2 separate regions of the Homo sapiens genome follow, and region 1 is linked to region 2. Evidence: chromatin loops called from intact Hi-C (ENCODE). Cell type or tissue: Caco-2. All regions are shown on one strand.

Region 1 (8,000 bases), 160 kb before region 2:
GAATGCGTTACATGTCATATTTCCACAATTATGTTTTGTTTTCCATGAAACTTATGAATGTGTCAATTCATCCATTCCTCCTTTTTTTTTTGTTTCCTGATTCTCTTTGAACATCCATTTCTCATGCCCTGTGTCTTCTTCCTACATTCTTACTCCAATATGGAGGAGGAAAAAAGTGTTATTCTTCCTCTAGGCCTGGTGGAGAAATCTTCTGTTTTCCTTAAGATTTCTATTCAAGACAATTTTTTAGGAAGACCTTTCACAATCTTTTGAATGCAGTGTTTGGAAAGGGCTTTAGAATTAATTGTATGGTGCTACCGATTCGTGTTAGATGCTTGACTTCTCTCTTCTATAATCGTATGAGGACCACCAGCCCCTCAGTTTATTTCTTATCTTATCTGGTTTTCTTTTCTTTTTCTTTTTTTGCTGGAGAGGTGGAGTGGTGGGTGAGTGGAAGTTGAGATTGTGACTTCAGAGCAGAATGTTGTCGGATTAGATTAGATGGACATTACTACATGGACATGATGTTGAGAAATCCAGTGTTTGATGGGATTTTCAGATGTGTTGAGTTTGAAATTAATTAGGTTCCTACAGATATTGTAATTTTCATTTTCAGTATAAGGCAGTATGAGTTGCCATCTCTATAATTACACTTATTTCTTCTGAGTCTTATGGTCTCAACTCATGAGGCCATCCCACTCTTTCTCAATAGTTAAGCCTTCTTTTTTTTTTTTTGGAAGATCTTATTCTCTTGCATTTTGCTAGCTCTGAATATAATGTGAATCCCCCAATCCTCAGGTTTTAATTCATTTTAGTTCTCATGATCCCTGGTAGTTTCAGGTATAAATTCCTTCTTTCCCTCAGCATTTATTATTTTCGTTACTAATACTAAATTGAACTTTTTCTCTCCTACATCAAGATTTTGGATAGTTTCTTCCTGTTATGCATCTTTAGAGAAAGTTATGCTACATACTGATTAACCCACTATTAAAAAATCATTAAATCTTAGGATTTAAAAAGATAATTGGAAAAAGTACAAAGCATTGTTATATGTTTCTAGTCCTAGATATCAGTATACATTGCATAGTATGCTAGTAAGTTTGCACTTTGGTCATGAGATTAGCAGAATATTTTTCTAAAAGACAGTAGAAGCTTTTCAATGTTTTTTTTTTTTTTCCCCAGAGTAACACTTTTTCCAAATAGAACTTTGATGCTCATACCAAACTTATCAAAGTAGTGTTTTATTTATATGCATATATTTTATAAGTTCTATCACCCTTTCATGTTGCAAAGTCAAATGGTGAGAACAATTCAATTATTTTCCTGAAATGATACTTCAAACTTAGTGGTATGGGCAGCAAGTGAAGTTCATTACTATCCAAATAGAATTCATTTTTGTCTTGCATGGAGGAAATTTGTGCACACATAGTGAAGAGACACAAATTGCACTCTCCTCTAACAGTTCACTTTTCAATCTCAGGATACTCTTTAATTAAATAATTAAGCAGAATTTTACTTTATTTTATTTATTTATTTATTTATTTATTTTTGAGATGGAGTCTCACTCTGTCTCCCAGGCTGGAGTGCAGTGGCACAATCTCGGCTCACTGCAACCTCCGCCTCCTGGGTTCCAGCGATTCTCCTGCCTCAGCCTCCCAAGTAGCTGGGATTACAGGTGTGCGCCACCATGCCTGGCTATTTTTTTGTATTTTTAGTAGAGACTGGGTTTCACCATGTTGGCCAGGCTGGTCTCGAACTCCTGACCTCAAGTGATCCACCTGCCTCGTCCTCCCAAAGTGCTGGCATTACAGGGGTAAGCCACTGTGCCTGGCCCAGAATTTTAAATTAAAGGTAAATGGCAGAAGAAGGTTGTTCCCCAAAGCATGCCCCCAAACTGAGTGAACCTGCAAGTTAGTATGAAGGGGATCTCTCAACGGGCTAAACTTTCTGTAACACATTTGACAGTGGATTCTAATTACAGTTTAAAAAATGGTTAAAATCCATATGTAAAATTTTCAAATTAATCATTGTAGAGACCTGAAAATCTCAGTGGCAACTTTATCCCACAGAATACATTTTGAAAAACAAAACACAAGAAAACATGCTCAGTTGTTACTATAGCTTTAAAATACAGCCATACGTAGTTGCTACATTTTAAAGTTCAGTAAAGTTCAACTTCCCAAGTTGGAACTTGCAAATATTACATAACACACCAGAGTTGTCTGCCTAACTTCCTCTGTCTATTGTCTGGAACATAGTTCAGAAGTAGCCCCTGGAAGAGTGTGGCCAACATTTTGTCTGACTTCAGCATAAGGAGAGCAAAAGACCTTACCTGCTACACCTTACTCGTTTGAATCAATAACTCTGGTATTTACCAACATTTTAAACAACTTGACTATCTAGAGAAGATGAGGCAGAACCGAATGCTGTGTGTGAGAAATTATCTCTTGACAGTCCAGCGGTTATACAAGCATAATCATCTTGTATGATTTGGGTTATTTACCTTTACAAACTTCAAAAGCATGACTTCTTTGTATCATGGTCTGATAATATCTATTAAGATGACCCTACATTATCAGGAAAAAATATAACTAGATTCGTTTATACTCTAAGAAGGCAGGAAAATTGTGTAAAGGGTTTTGAAGGATGTTAATTAAAATAGTTAAAATGAGTCCAGCAGTTATGGGGTTAACTCCAATTACCTGGAACATTGGCTTATATGGGACATTAAATTCCTGAAGAATGCTGGAAAAATGAGAATTGCATGTACATTTTCCTACCACGAATCTGACTCCGTGGGAGCTACAATATTTAATCTTTATTTCGCAAGTGCTAGCGTGCTTTGGGTAGGCTTTATCTGCACCGACAAATGATTACTGCATCAGCCTTCTCATGGGACGCCAGGGACAGGGATGCTGAAAAGAAACTTTTACCAGGAGAGTCGAGTTTGAAACAGTGAGGATGTTAGAGAAGCCACAGGAAGAGACACACGTGGATACCAGAAAGGAGAGGGGCTAGAAAGAAGCAAACAGGGAGGATGTTCTTTGAGGAGCAGCTCTGAGCTCTGTGGCTTTTGTGACCATGGGGTCACAGCAGCTAAAGGTGTCTCCTCAGCGCCAGCCGAACATGGGAGCAGTGAGTAGATGGGACAGCAGCTCTGAATCAGTGTTTGAGTCTTTACCTGCACACAGGGAGGAAATGCCATCTCCTCACCACCAGGGGAGTCATCTGTGAACATAAGAGGCCGCTGAATGTTTGCACAAATGCGACGACATGCCTTATAGGACACGCTGAAGTTTGACTGTAGCCAAGGCATGGGCTCCTTGTGTGGTTGTTCTGCTCCCTCCATCCCTTCGTTTCTTCTGTCCACAAGTATTTACTGAGGTCACACTAAGAGGCAGACACTAGCAGGTGCTAGCGATATAGGCAGGAATGCACCCCAGCAAGGCACAAGACAGCCCACTATTGCTACCACAGAACTTTCGTTGTACTGTGAGGCAGAGGCCTGCCAATAGGAAAAGCCATGAGCAAGATAAGCATTAGCACAGGGGCAGAAAAGTCCATCCAGGGGCCATTCCTGACCCAAACTTGGGAGGCCAGGAGAGCTTCCTGGAGAAAGTGACATCTAAGGCAAGACCTGAAAAATAAACACAGTTTATAAAAAATGGGCAGTAGGATGGGAAGAGGGATGGGTTTTCCAGGAAAGGGGAATAACGTGTCAGGGGAGCAGTGGGAACGAGAAGGGGGAACTCAGGGGACTGAAGTGATCCCTGCAGCAAGAGCATGCAGTTTTCACAGTGAGAAGTCTGCAGAGGCCTGGCCATGGGGGCCTTGGCAGACAGGAGGCCAGACTTTATTCCAAGATCAACTGGAAGCCGTTGAAAGGTTTTACTCAGGGGAGTGACGTGATCAGATTTGCATTTGAGAACATTTGTTCTCAGATGGGAAGGGCAAGACTGGCTAGTGCTGTAGTCACCTAAACGATAAATGTGGCCGACAATTAAAAAATGGAGTCAAGATGGAGACATATACACATATATACATTTATATAAGTAAATAGTTGAGATATATTTGCAGACAAGATCAATAGATTTGGTGAACGAGTGATTGGATGTGTGAGGAATCTAGATTACTCCCAGCTTTCTGACTTGGGCTACGGGGCACTAATATAATAAATGAAAAAGAAGATCCAGGGGAGGAACTTGTGTTATGGAGGGGTGGGGTGATGAACAGCTGTGTTTTGGACTGGTGGAGTTGTGCTGGGTATGGAATCTGCAAATGGAAATGCTATTGGATCTGAAACTCAGACTTCGGAGTAGTCAGCTCACAGAGAGGCCCCAAAGCTGTGGGAATGATGTGATCCCCAGGTGATGGTGTAGACTGAGAAGAGAAGAGATCCCAGGTGAGGACCTTGAGTGGGGAGATACACAGACTTAGGGGAGCCTGCAGGAGACAGGGAAGGAACCACTAGAGGGAGCAGCTGAGCCAGGGGTGTGTGTAAACCCGGGGAGACGACATTTCAAGATGGAGGGAGGCCGCCCAAGAGGAGGACTACAAGATGTCTGTTGGTTGTGTCCACAGAAAGTCATTATAACGGGCAAGAGAAACTTCTAGAAACGGAAGCCAGAAGCCAGTCATAGAGTTGGGGAATGAGTCGGAGAGGAGATGGGCAGGCACTGTGAGGTGAGGCTTCTTTGTCAGGAAGTTTGGTTGGAGGATGGATGATTTGGCACACATGCTGGAAGGGTGTGTGGGGTGCAGGAACGGTGGAGGTTAGGAGAACCTTGAGCATGGGTGAAGATGCGCTTAGAAAAGAGAAGTCAAGGTTAAGCTGTGGGAGAGAGTGAGGATGTCTGGGCGACAGAGCCATGAGAATGGGATGAGGTCTGGAATAATGACAGAGAGATGACCTTAGCCAAGCTCAGGTCCCTCTTCCACTGTGATGGGGTTGGGAAAAGGGGGGATGTGCAAAACAATGGGTGTGAAAGTGTTGTTTTGTAGCACAATATTTTAATTATGTCCTTTTAAAAAATTTCCCCACAGACACTACCCGAAGCAGTCCTTCACCACGGTGGCAGATACACCTGAAAATCTTCGCCTGAAGCAGCAAAGTGAATTGCAGAGTCAGGTAACTTCTAGAAGATTTGTTTTGTTCCCTTGGCCCTAAAGATTTTTCACAAGGCTGCTCTTCTGAGATTCTTGTCTTCGTACTGTTCCTGCTGGGTCACCAGCCGGTGTGGAGGCTGAAAGCAGGCCTGTGTGGGAATTCCGGGTGAAAGTGTTGAACATCTGTACTGTTCCCGGTCTTGAATTGTCCTGATATTCTCAGTTTTGTTATTCACGTTGGACTAGGGCAAGTAAATGAGTTCCGGTCAGAGTCAATGTTTCCCAACAATCTTGACTTATTTGGTCCTAAATATTTAAACACATTTTACAAATAGCTTTTCCACACCGCATATGTGGGGAAAAACAAGGTGTTAACTTGACCCAGTTGCAGTGTGTGTGCGGCTAACACCCCGTCTGTGTATCTCACACCAGCCAAGGGCTTTGTTTTCCTCCTGTCACTTTGTTCATATTTCTTTCATATGTCACATTGACAGCATGAACAAAGATGAGAACACCACAATTGGCTCCCGGTCAACCATGTTAGATGGCAACTTGCCTTCAATATGGTGAAACACATCAGTTAAGACTAGGGTTGTGAGTGGCAGCGTTTTCTGCAGGGACACTTGATCTTTTAGTAAATATGGGGTGCTCTCTTTCAAAGAAGCTGTCTTTCCTGGCACCCCATAGTAAGACACGGAGCAACTACATTGCAATCCATTGGTCAGTGGTGAAGTAAGGACGGAAGAGGGGAGAAGGAAGGTGGAGGCAGGGGAGGCTAGGTGGTTGTAGGCCTCCTTCATCTGTTCATTGGCTGTGGCCTTAGGCCAGTTTCTCTGATGTTTGCACTAACGTGCAGTGAGACAGTCCATCTTGTCTACCTGTCTTGAGGGTGTCTGTAAGTATTAAATGAGGTAGTTAGGTGTGAAAGCATTTCAAAAAGTGAGAAGATATTCTATGACTGTGGAGGCTTGTTATGATGGTGATAATGATGGTCCCTGAGAATTCCTGGTATATGAAAGGGAAACGCACAGAGTTTGTGAAGGAAAGAGGTGTCCAGCTAACAGGCTTGAACATGTCAAGTGTGTAGCTCTTTTTCTGGGGGGAGGGGTGGGAGAACGGAGTCTTGCTCTGTTGCCCAGGCTGGAGTACAGTGGTGCCGTCTCGGCTCACTGCAACCTCTGCCTCCCGGCTTCACGCAGTTCTCTGCCTCAGCCTCCCCAATAGCTGGGATTACAGGCGCCTGCTACCACACCCGGCTAATTTTTGTATTTTTAGTAGGGACAGGGTTTCACCATCTTGGTCAGGCTGGTCTTGAACTCCTGACTTTGTGATCCACCTGCCTCGGCCTCCCAAAGTGCTGGGATTACAGCGTGAGCCACTGCGCCCGGCCTGAAGCTCTTTCTTAATGAGAGCAGGCAGCTCTCAGTGGCTTGGGATTGAATCATTTCCTTGATGGTGTATCTAATCACAGGGGAGGTTGCAGTTGCCTGTAGTCTCTTTCTGGGGGACTTGGGATCACTTCTCAGTCCATCTAATTAGAGGAAATAATCTCCAAGTGGAATTTACTGTTGGTTAATAATGCCATGAATAGATGGTTGGGAGCTATTTTTTAGTTTGTGTAAAATGCTGGTGTTTGTATACTGGTTTTGGTTACAAAAATGAGGTGCTGGCCAAAGAGAGACACTATTATGGAGGCCGGCAAGAACACCTCTGTTCATTCACACCCCCAGGGGTACCAGAATCTGGATCTGCTCTGTGCATATCCAATGTGCCTTTCTTCTCGTCAAGTTAGGGTTCATCAGGTAATTCTGGACAAGTACACACTGGACATAGAACTAAATCAAGCAATCAAATACTCATTTCCTGCCTGTGACATGCTTTGGTACTGTGCAAAATCATTTAAAATTAGTTTCTCTTCCCTTCATAAATTTATAGGGTGTCTGAGGAAAGAGGACTAACACACACCTTGGAATGACTATATTTAATTTGTTATAAGGACTGAAAAAGAGAAAGATCAGGCTGGGCACGGGGGCTCATGCCTGTAATCCGAGCACTTTGGGAGGCCGAGGTGGGTGGATCACTTGAGGTCAGGAGTTCGAGACCAGCCTGGCCAACATGGTGAAACCTCATCCCTACAAAAAAATACAAAAATTAGCTGGGAGTGGTGGCGGATGCCTGTAATCCCAACTACTCGAGAGACTGAAGCAGAATTGCTTGAACATGGGAGGTGGAGGTTGCAGTGAGCCGAGATCGTGCCACTGTACTCTAGCCTGGGCAACAGAGCAAGACTCTATTTTGGGGAAAAAAAAAAAAAAAAGAGAAGAATCAGTGTGGATTGGACTCCGTAGTGCTTTGTGCCAGATGTGAGATTTGAATGGAGCCTTGAAGGTTGAGAAAGAATCTGATATAACCACTGTCTCCTCCCTTTCGAAGGCACACCACACACTTTGGGCTCAGTTAGTGGTTATAGATGCCTTCAGTGCATTCCAGGAGCAAGCATTTATTGTTTTCCTATTATATGCCTGACTTTGGAGATGCAAAGAAGAACAAGGTCACTGTTTTATGAATGGCCGATTTTATTCTCCCTGATGTGGCCAGCTGCAAGCTTCAAAGGGTGGCATATACAAATAATTATAGGCTGGTGGGACAAGAGCTAATGGCGAGATGTCCAAAGATCTGTGGGATCGCCAAGCAGCAGTCAGGGGAAGACATCAGATCTTTATAAAGATTTTGCTCAAATGTCGTGTTCTTTAGAAGCAATTGGGCTCCATCAAGCAGACAACATGGGGAAATTCAATGCAATTCAAGAAACATGTATTGATTACCTACTCTGTGCACTGGGATATAAAGACATCATCATCATCAACAGTGTTGCTGTATTCCAAGGACATAAT
Region 2 (8,000 bases):
CAGAGATTAAAAATAAAAAAAATTAATAAAAAAAGGTGATAAATATTGGGACCACTAGGCACACTAGTCATAATGTAAATAAAGCCAGTCATATGGAGTAACTTCATTTGTTTCCAGAATAATTATGTAGGTATAAGGAGTAACATTGTGTCTTAAAACCATGGCAAAGTCACTCCAATACCTGTTCCTCCCTTTCTCAAATGATCTTAAAACTGAAAGGGTTATGCCTTGTTCCATGGTTGGATAACAAGTTATAGTCAAGGAAAAGCATTTCCTGGATCTCTCAGAAGATGCAAACCTGCATGAGGAGGTAGACACACAGATGTATGAACTCTAGATTGAAAATACAATAGAATGTTGAGTGTGTCTGTGTAGTTGGCGAGTGAACAAGTCCGAAGGTGAGTGATGTGACTCACTGCAACCATTTGGTGATCTTAGTTCATTTTACCTGCATTCCTTACAGAAAGAGCGAGGTTAGAAACAATTGGGTGTCAGTGTCTGGTCCGTGCATTTTTTTATATAATGTAGTTATGTTACTATTGTGGTTCATTAATGAGGGAAACTTGTGTTTTTGTTCCTTAGGCATCTTGAATCAAATCACTCACTGTACTGAACGTTCAAACAAGATAAATTTCACAATACAATGCTTATTATTACATTTAATATAAATATATGAATAACAGATTGATTATTGTTTCTTAGAAATGCATAGATGGTCCCTGACTTCTAGTGGTTCAGTTTAAGACTGTTTAACCTTACCATGGCGTGGAAGTGATACACATTTAGTAGAAACCATACTTCAAGTACCCATATAATGATTCTGCCTTTCACTTTCATTACAGTATTCAACAAATTATATGAGATGTTCAACGTGTGTAAAACAGGCTTGTTATTAGATGATTTTGCCTAGCTATAGGCTAAGGGAGTTGTTCTGAGCATGTTTAAGGTAGGCCAGGCGAAGCTGTGATGTTTGGTAGGTTAGGGGTATATGGTGCATTTTTAACTTACATTTTTAACTTACGGTGGGTTTACTGAGATGCAACCCCATCATAAGTTGAGGAAGGGGTGTCTGTAACATTTACTTGGGAGAGCATATGCAAGGTTTAATAACAAAGGAATTTATCAGTATCATTTTCAAATACTCTAGTGTAATTATGCTGGAAACCTCAGAGTTTGCAAAAACAGTATGATGGGCTCTGTGTGTGCAAAGATCATATAACCTACTTTTACCATTTAGCTAATACAGTGTTAATGAATCTGGCTGAGTCAGAAGTGTCATTCCAGCGGAAGGCTGTTGAAGAGTCCACCATCTTTGTTCAGTGAATATCCTTTAGGCACTACAAACTTAGGAGAGACAGAACCAGTGACGAAAATATGGTAAAAGTATAGCAGAAGGGTGAAGAGGGCAATAAGACTGTGGCTGGGCGCGGTGGCTCACGCCTGTAATCCCAGCACTTTGGGAGGCCAAGGTGGGTCAGGAGATGAAGGTCAGGAGATCGAGACCATCCTGGCTAACATGGTGAAACCCTGTCTCTGCTAAAAATACAAAAAATTAGCTGAGCGTGGTGGCGAGCACCTGTAGTCCCAGCTGCTTGGGAGGCTGAGGCAGGAGAATGGCGTGAACCTGGGAGGTGGAGCTTGCAGTGAGCTGAGATCGTGCCACTGCACTCCAGCCTGGGTGATAGAGTGAGACTCTAAGACTATATATTTAAGGGACGACCAGGCAGAGTGAATCATTGCTTTTGTGCCACCTACTGTATAAAGTACTGAAGGAAATCTAAATTTATTTCATTTGTAATTTTGTTATTGATTTCAAGACACAAAATAATAAAAAAAGTCAGTTTTTCTTTTTTTAAAGAGTTCTTGCTGATTACTTAAAATCAGTTTGTAAGGTATTGAGAATATCAGAAATTTTTTATTATCAAATGGAACCAGAACAGAAAATATTCCCTGTAAACCATCTCAAAATATTTACCAAATGCTGTATTCCCACCAAGATTTTCTCTAGCTCTCTCTAATAGGTTCCAAACATGTGTCCCTGAAGGAGACCATCACCCTATGCATGCCTAAAATATTTGATGAGAGTCATCCCAAATTGCTTTTTAATAAAGTCTTCTGCAAAGCAGAGCCTTTAGATGTATGAATAAAGGTGCATTATCAGAATGTTGTTAGAAAACCAAACATGGTAATAATTATAACATCAGAAAAATATTATGAGAGAACAAAACAGCTTACTTTGACCTGTGAAATCAATACACCCTTTCCTGGCTACAGTAAGTTAAAGGGGGTATGACATGTGAATAGCTAGGTTTTTTTTTTTTTTTTTTTTCTTTTTGTAGTGAACTTGTGTTTATATTCTAATTAGTTATGACATGCATTCTCATATTTCTCTATACATGGAGAAAAATATAGTCCTACCAAATAAGTTGATAATCCCTTTTTGGTTGTTTTAAGAGTGCTTTAAAAGGAGACAAACAATTTAGAGAGAGTATTGGAGATGGTTTTCCTGCTGAATTTAGTGGAATTAAAGCAGAGAAAGTTTTACATTGACATTAAGTTGACCCAGGACATTTCAGAAAATGTAATTCCTAAAACTAAATTTTTGAGCAAATGAAGTATAGGAAATGATGAGAAAAACTGTGGTACACGTCATGCTCTTTATTTGGAATAATTCCCTTAGGAAAAATATTTAAATTCTGGGGCCTAGAATCTATTTTCTAAATGTGTTAGACCTTAAGACATTTGTGGTCTAGGTTTCTAACTGATCATAGATTATAGAAATGCAGAAATGAAAACTGACATTTAAAAATGTTGGTATTTTAGTGCATAATTCTCATTAATAGGATTTGAGTTCATGCCTAATTGCATTTGTGATCAATGTAGAAGCAGAGTTTTTTTTATTAAAGATAAAAACTTTTGTGCCTAATTAAGCTTTATAGAAGGCGATGGATACCAGGAATTTACACTTGGCAACATTCATTTTTAAGGTAGCTTTTATTTTATCTACGTGAAAATCATATGTGTTACTTTTAAATGTAAAGTTACATGTACTATTTCTCTTTTATGACAGATTAAATACAAAGAAAAATTTGATAATGAAATGAAGGATAAGAAACATCATTACAATCCTCTTGAAAGTGCTTCTTTTAGGCAGAATCAGCTTGCTGCTACACTGGCGAGCAATGTAAGTTGTAATTCATAGAAAATTATTTTCAAAATCTTTTGATTCTTGTTTTTTTTAGAATCGACTGTGTTGTAATTACTGATACTTAGCTTCCAAGTAATTTGTAGTTGAACTGAAGCATATTTTTCTAAAGCTTTTTCTGAGAAAAATATATTATTGTAATTAATTTTTAATGGTTACTGATTACTAATTAGTTAATAAGTAGGAATAGTGTTGCAAATGAAGTTATTATATCTGTTCAAGAGTGGAAATAGATTATAGAATTTTGCAGAGAAGTGGTCTGTATTAACACAAATTAGTGGTTAGGACAGTAGTTACCTCATGTAATTATGGCTATGAAATTGAGTTTATTGTAAAGTACTGCCTGGTACATGGTAATTTATCATATAAAGAAATTTTTAGAAATTTTACTGTAATGCCTCACAATTTATTTTTTATCCCTTGTGAAAATGCTGTGAAGTACTTCCTTATGTGATTTGTTTTCATTCTGTGTTTTTAAAAATCATCAAAATTCATTTTACAAGAAATGATGTTTTAAATTCTTGTTAGAATTAGAGTATAAAAACAGCAACATCAAAAAATTGATTACTTTGCTATAGTTGAAAATATTTAGATTTCCTTCTCAAGTATAAAAATTATGTATTATTGATCTGTTGCTTTCTTAGAAATAGAGATGAAATATACTTAAAGGAACATGGAACATAGTGCTGAAAGCTAAAGGTTTGGAGTCAGATTGCTTGGATCTAAATCCTGTTTTATCAAGTATTACTATGTCTTTGTCTTTCTATGCCTCAGTTTTCTTATCTATAAAATGGGGCTACTTAAAGTACCTACTTAATAAAGAGGTTATTGTGGAGATTCAATACTTAATACATATAAAGGAATTTAGAAAAGTGGCACATAGTAAGTGTGTGATATGCTTGCTATCAATGGTTTATTATTACTGGTATTATATTTTCAAAAAGTTGCTTTAAAAAAGCCTGTGGTGATAGGATGGGAAACATCAAAATCCTCAGATCTCCACAAAGCATAGTTGAAATACTGTAGTAATTTCTAAAGAATAAAGTGGCTATTCTCTTTATTTTTTGAAAGCAGAGTTACTGTGAAAATTACTTTATTCTATTGACATTACCCTTCCTGAATATGTGAACAACAAAAGGAATTATCCAAGTATTCTCAAGCCCATATAGAAATAACTTTTTAAAATTCATTCAGTAGTAAATCAGCACCATCTAGTGGCTCCTTGTAAATTCGTCTGTCCATTTACCACTAAATAGTCCTACTTTATGATGTATGAAAAATGCAATAATGCAAAAGCATAATATTTTCTTCTCCTCGATGGTATTTTGTTCCATGTTATTTTCATAGGTGAAGTACAAGAAAGACATTCAAAATATGCATGATCCAGTTTCAGATCTCCCAAATTTGTTGTTTTTAGACCATGTTTTGAAAGCCAGCAAAATGCTCAGCGGCGTAAGTGGTTCATCTAGCGGCAACCGTAGTTGCCTTGTGGCTCCAAGAAGCCAATATGTCTGCAGCGTTCATGTGCTCACCTGCTTCCTTAGAAGGCCTGTGCCTCACTCCTCCCTCGTTAACTAACTCATTGAAAAACAGTCCTCTGCTTGCAGAAATCCCACCAGAGCTGTCACTTTGCAAAGGAGGTTCTTGCTTGCTCTCCAGTATCTCCTGCATACAACTATACTTCAAAGTGTCTGCACAGTGGCCTTTCCATCATTCTTCTTTCCCTTACTTCATCTGTGTTAGATTAAAGCCACTTGAAGTTCAGGCTCTCAAGTCAGGGATATTTTACTTTATGCAGGCCAGACCAGAGTGTCTTGTATTTAGTACGCCTTCAGTAGCATGAAAAATTGTCTTAGTCTAAACTGTATTTTCTCTGCAAATAATTCCTAACAGCATTTATACTGCATTGACACATCGCTTTTAGTCTTGTCATGGTTTCCATGTTCTCGGTCAAGGCAACCAGAAGAGAAAGGTGAGTTCTTCATGTCTTGATGAAAATATCTGGGTGCACTGCCCACGTGGTCAGTCCTGCAGGACTCTCACTACGCTGAATGCTGTTTCAACCCATAGCACATCAGGACCCTGACTTCGCTAGCTCTCGTAACTGACAGCCCTAAGACACATTTGGCTCCATTTTGTACATCTCATGGTGGCAATGAGCTCTTATTTGACCATAAGTTATTTCCATACCTATTTTAATAATCACTTTCTCACTCACTTGCTCAAAATTAATCATAATTTATTGAATATCTGCTTTGGGCCAGGCATAGATTAGATGCAGAAATATATGTTGGGGAAGACATGAGAAAAAATGAAGATAGTTGTCTTCAGTTGATGGGCCTAGACTTAGAAATCTATAGGCAAAACTTAGTTTCCAGACAGTTAAATAAGGAGATACAGCTTCAGGTCAATTTTAGAAATAATCTATACTTGGCTTCAGTGTTTTGAAATGTATGTTTATTATTTTGTAAGCCTCCTTTCTGGAATATCACTGCCACTGTCTTCCTTCCTTAATGGTATTATGCATGCAAATAATTCATACAGAGTTTTTAAAAGTTTATTTTTTTCTGGCTGGGCATGGTGTTTCATGCCTGTAATCCCAGCACTGTGGGAGGCGGGTGGATCACCTGAGGTCAGAAGTTCAAGGCTAGCCTGGCCAACATGGTGAAACCTCGTCTCTACTAAAAATACAAAAATTAGCTAGGCGTGGTGGTGGGCATCTATAATCCCAGCTACTCAGGAGACTGAGGCAGGAGAATCATTTAAACTTGGGAGGTTGCTGTGAGCTGAGATGGCACCAATGTGCTCCAGCCTAGGCAAGAGTGAGACTCTGTCTAAAAAATAAATAAATACATAGAATAAAATAAAATAAAAATAAATTTATTTATTTTTTTAATCATTGGTCCTTGGATGAAAAGCAGTACATTAATGTTCCCAGGCTATTGAACAGGGAATGGAGGTTAGAGGAATATCTGGAGGGCCCAGAATTGGCAGTCAGTTCCAGGACACTTACATCATGCTGGCTTGCACTTCAGTCTTCATTCCCACACCTCTTTTTACATTCCTCTATTCCTTGAGTGTCTCTATTTCTGTCTTTTTTCTCCACGACTCATAGATATGCTTCTAAAATTGATATATTTCTATTCCCTGAGCCCCCTGCTTTCTTCACATTCATTCTTTGGCATCCAGTTTTCATCATGGCAGTGGCATTTGCCCTTGACCTTTCTCTAGCCATACTTAAATTCAATTTCCTAGGGACATGGGGATTCATGTGTAAATAAGCCAATAAAAATATCATGGTGGTAATTTCAACATTTGGTGGCTGGAAGAAAGCGTGCCACTCCTATGCAATATTGCTTTTCAAGAACGTTGACCTTTATTTTATAATAACAGAGAAAAAAATCGCAGTCTAATATAAATTGTTTCTATCATCTCTTCAACAGAGAAAACACAGCAAAGTCATACGTTACTTATTTCATGTATCATATATAAAGTTTAGATCTTCATTTAGGTGGTGCTTTTGCCTAGAGGACAGATTTCTTTTTCCCCATAGACAAATTGTGATTGACTACTTCCTGGGAGAGAAAGACTTAAAAATGTGTTCCTTTTGAAGTGTCTCCTTACAAAGTTGTGTACATTGTATAAAGCTGTATACATTTGCTCAACTTTATTGTATATTAGAATGGCCTCCTTTATCTAGCATTTGTGAAGAAACAAAGAATAGCCTACTTTAACATTTTAATGTAAAAAATTGGAGTTGTGTTGATTTATAAATTAAAAGATTGAATAAGATTGCTCAATAAGAGATATTCTGCCAAAATTATCCATTTGTCACAGTAGCTATTGTTTTAAAGACCCCTAGATGTCTTTAGCAACATCAGAGTTACTTTTATTTTAACCCAAACTCTAAAGAGTGATATGAGTGCCTTAATTACTGTGTAAAATCATTCTAATTAAAGTTTTGGAAAACATTTTCCCCTGGAAAATGGACCTCTGGTAGTGTTGAGTTTCTTTCACAACTTTACATAAATTAAGAAATATATATTTTGTGTTACTCCGTGTATCTCCCACTAGGAGGTAGCAGAGACTGTTATATAAGGAAAGACACGCATTCGAAGTTCTTTTGCAGATCTTAATTCAATTAAGTTTTCCTTCGTTTTTTTTTTGTTTTGTTTTGTTTTCTTAAATAGGAGTTTCTGAAATTCTTTGTAACTAAAATCGATAATTGTGTTGGGAACAATATTTACTGAATTTTTCAGTATATATTCATTATTTTACATATATTTATATGTATTTGTTGTGGATTTTAACTCAGTAATGGACTATGTTGTAGCTTGTTACATTCATGATTATTTTATAAATACATATTACAAGATAACTTCTAATCAAATTATAAAGTCTGTATTATTATCTTTCTTTCCAGATTTTAACTGGTTAAAAAAAAAACACTTTTTTTTTTTTTTTAAGACGGACTCTCGCTCTGTCTCCAGGATGGAGTGCAGTGGCACGATCTCAGCTCACTGCAACCTCCGCTCCCAGGTTCAAGCGATTCTCCTGCCTCAGCCTCCTGAGTAGCTGGGACTACTACTACTAGGTGCACCCCACCACTCCCAGCTAATTTCGTATTTGTAGTAGAGATAGAGTTTGACCATGTTGGCCAGGGATGGTCTAGATCTCTTGACCTCATGATCCGCCTGTCTCTGCCTCCCAGAGTGCTGGGATTACAGGTGTGAGCCACCGCGCCTAGCCAAAAAAAGGCTTTTTTAAAAAAACATTAGAGGAGCCAAAATTTATA

Evidence for each region. Peaks named below come from ENCODE experiments on the same cell type or tissue, not always from the same donor. Only the 100,000 strongest peaks of a DNase experiment are listed, where the experiment ranks them.
Region 1: it touches region 2 in a loop (8-fold over the local background); 9 of 110 quality-filtered maps call a loop at or near these places.

Annotation. Positions count from the first base shown.
Region 1 is chr10:21,017,245-21,025,244 of GRCh38, reverse strand. LOC124902389 (a long non-coding RNA gene) reads left to right here and starts at 6,481. Exons shown (of 2, transcript XR_007062084.1): 1 at 6,481-8,000. It also overlaps a transcript of NEBL not described here. RefSeq lists an enhancer at 4,454-4,613. In Caco-2, CTCF peaks have their summits at 3,241 and 4,453 (motif pointing right); DNase peaks (open chromatin) are centred at 3,224 and 4,474.
Region 2 is chr10:20,854,897-20,862,896 of GRCh38, reverse strand. It overlaps NEBL (nebulette), which reads left to right. Exons shown (of 28, transcript NM_006393.3): 8 at 3,071-3,184; 9 at 4,553-4,657. All of the region lies in intron 2 of LOC102725112 (a long non-coding RNA gene), which reads right to left. Among named protein-coding and RNA genes, the nearest start is that of NEBL, 38 kb to the left of the region's middle. In Caco-2, CTCF peaks have their summits at 4,415 (motif pointing left) and 7,292 (motif pointing right); no DNase peak of the experiment used is centred here.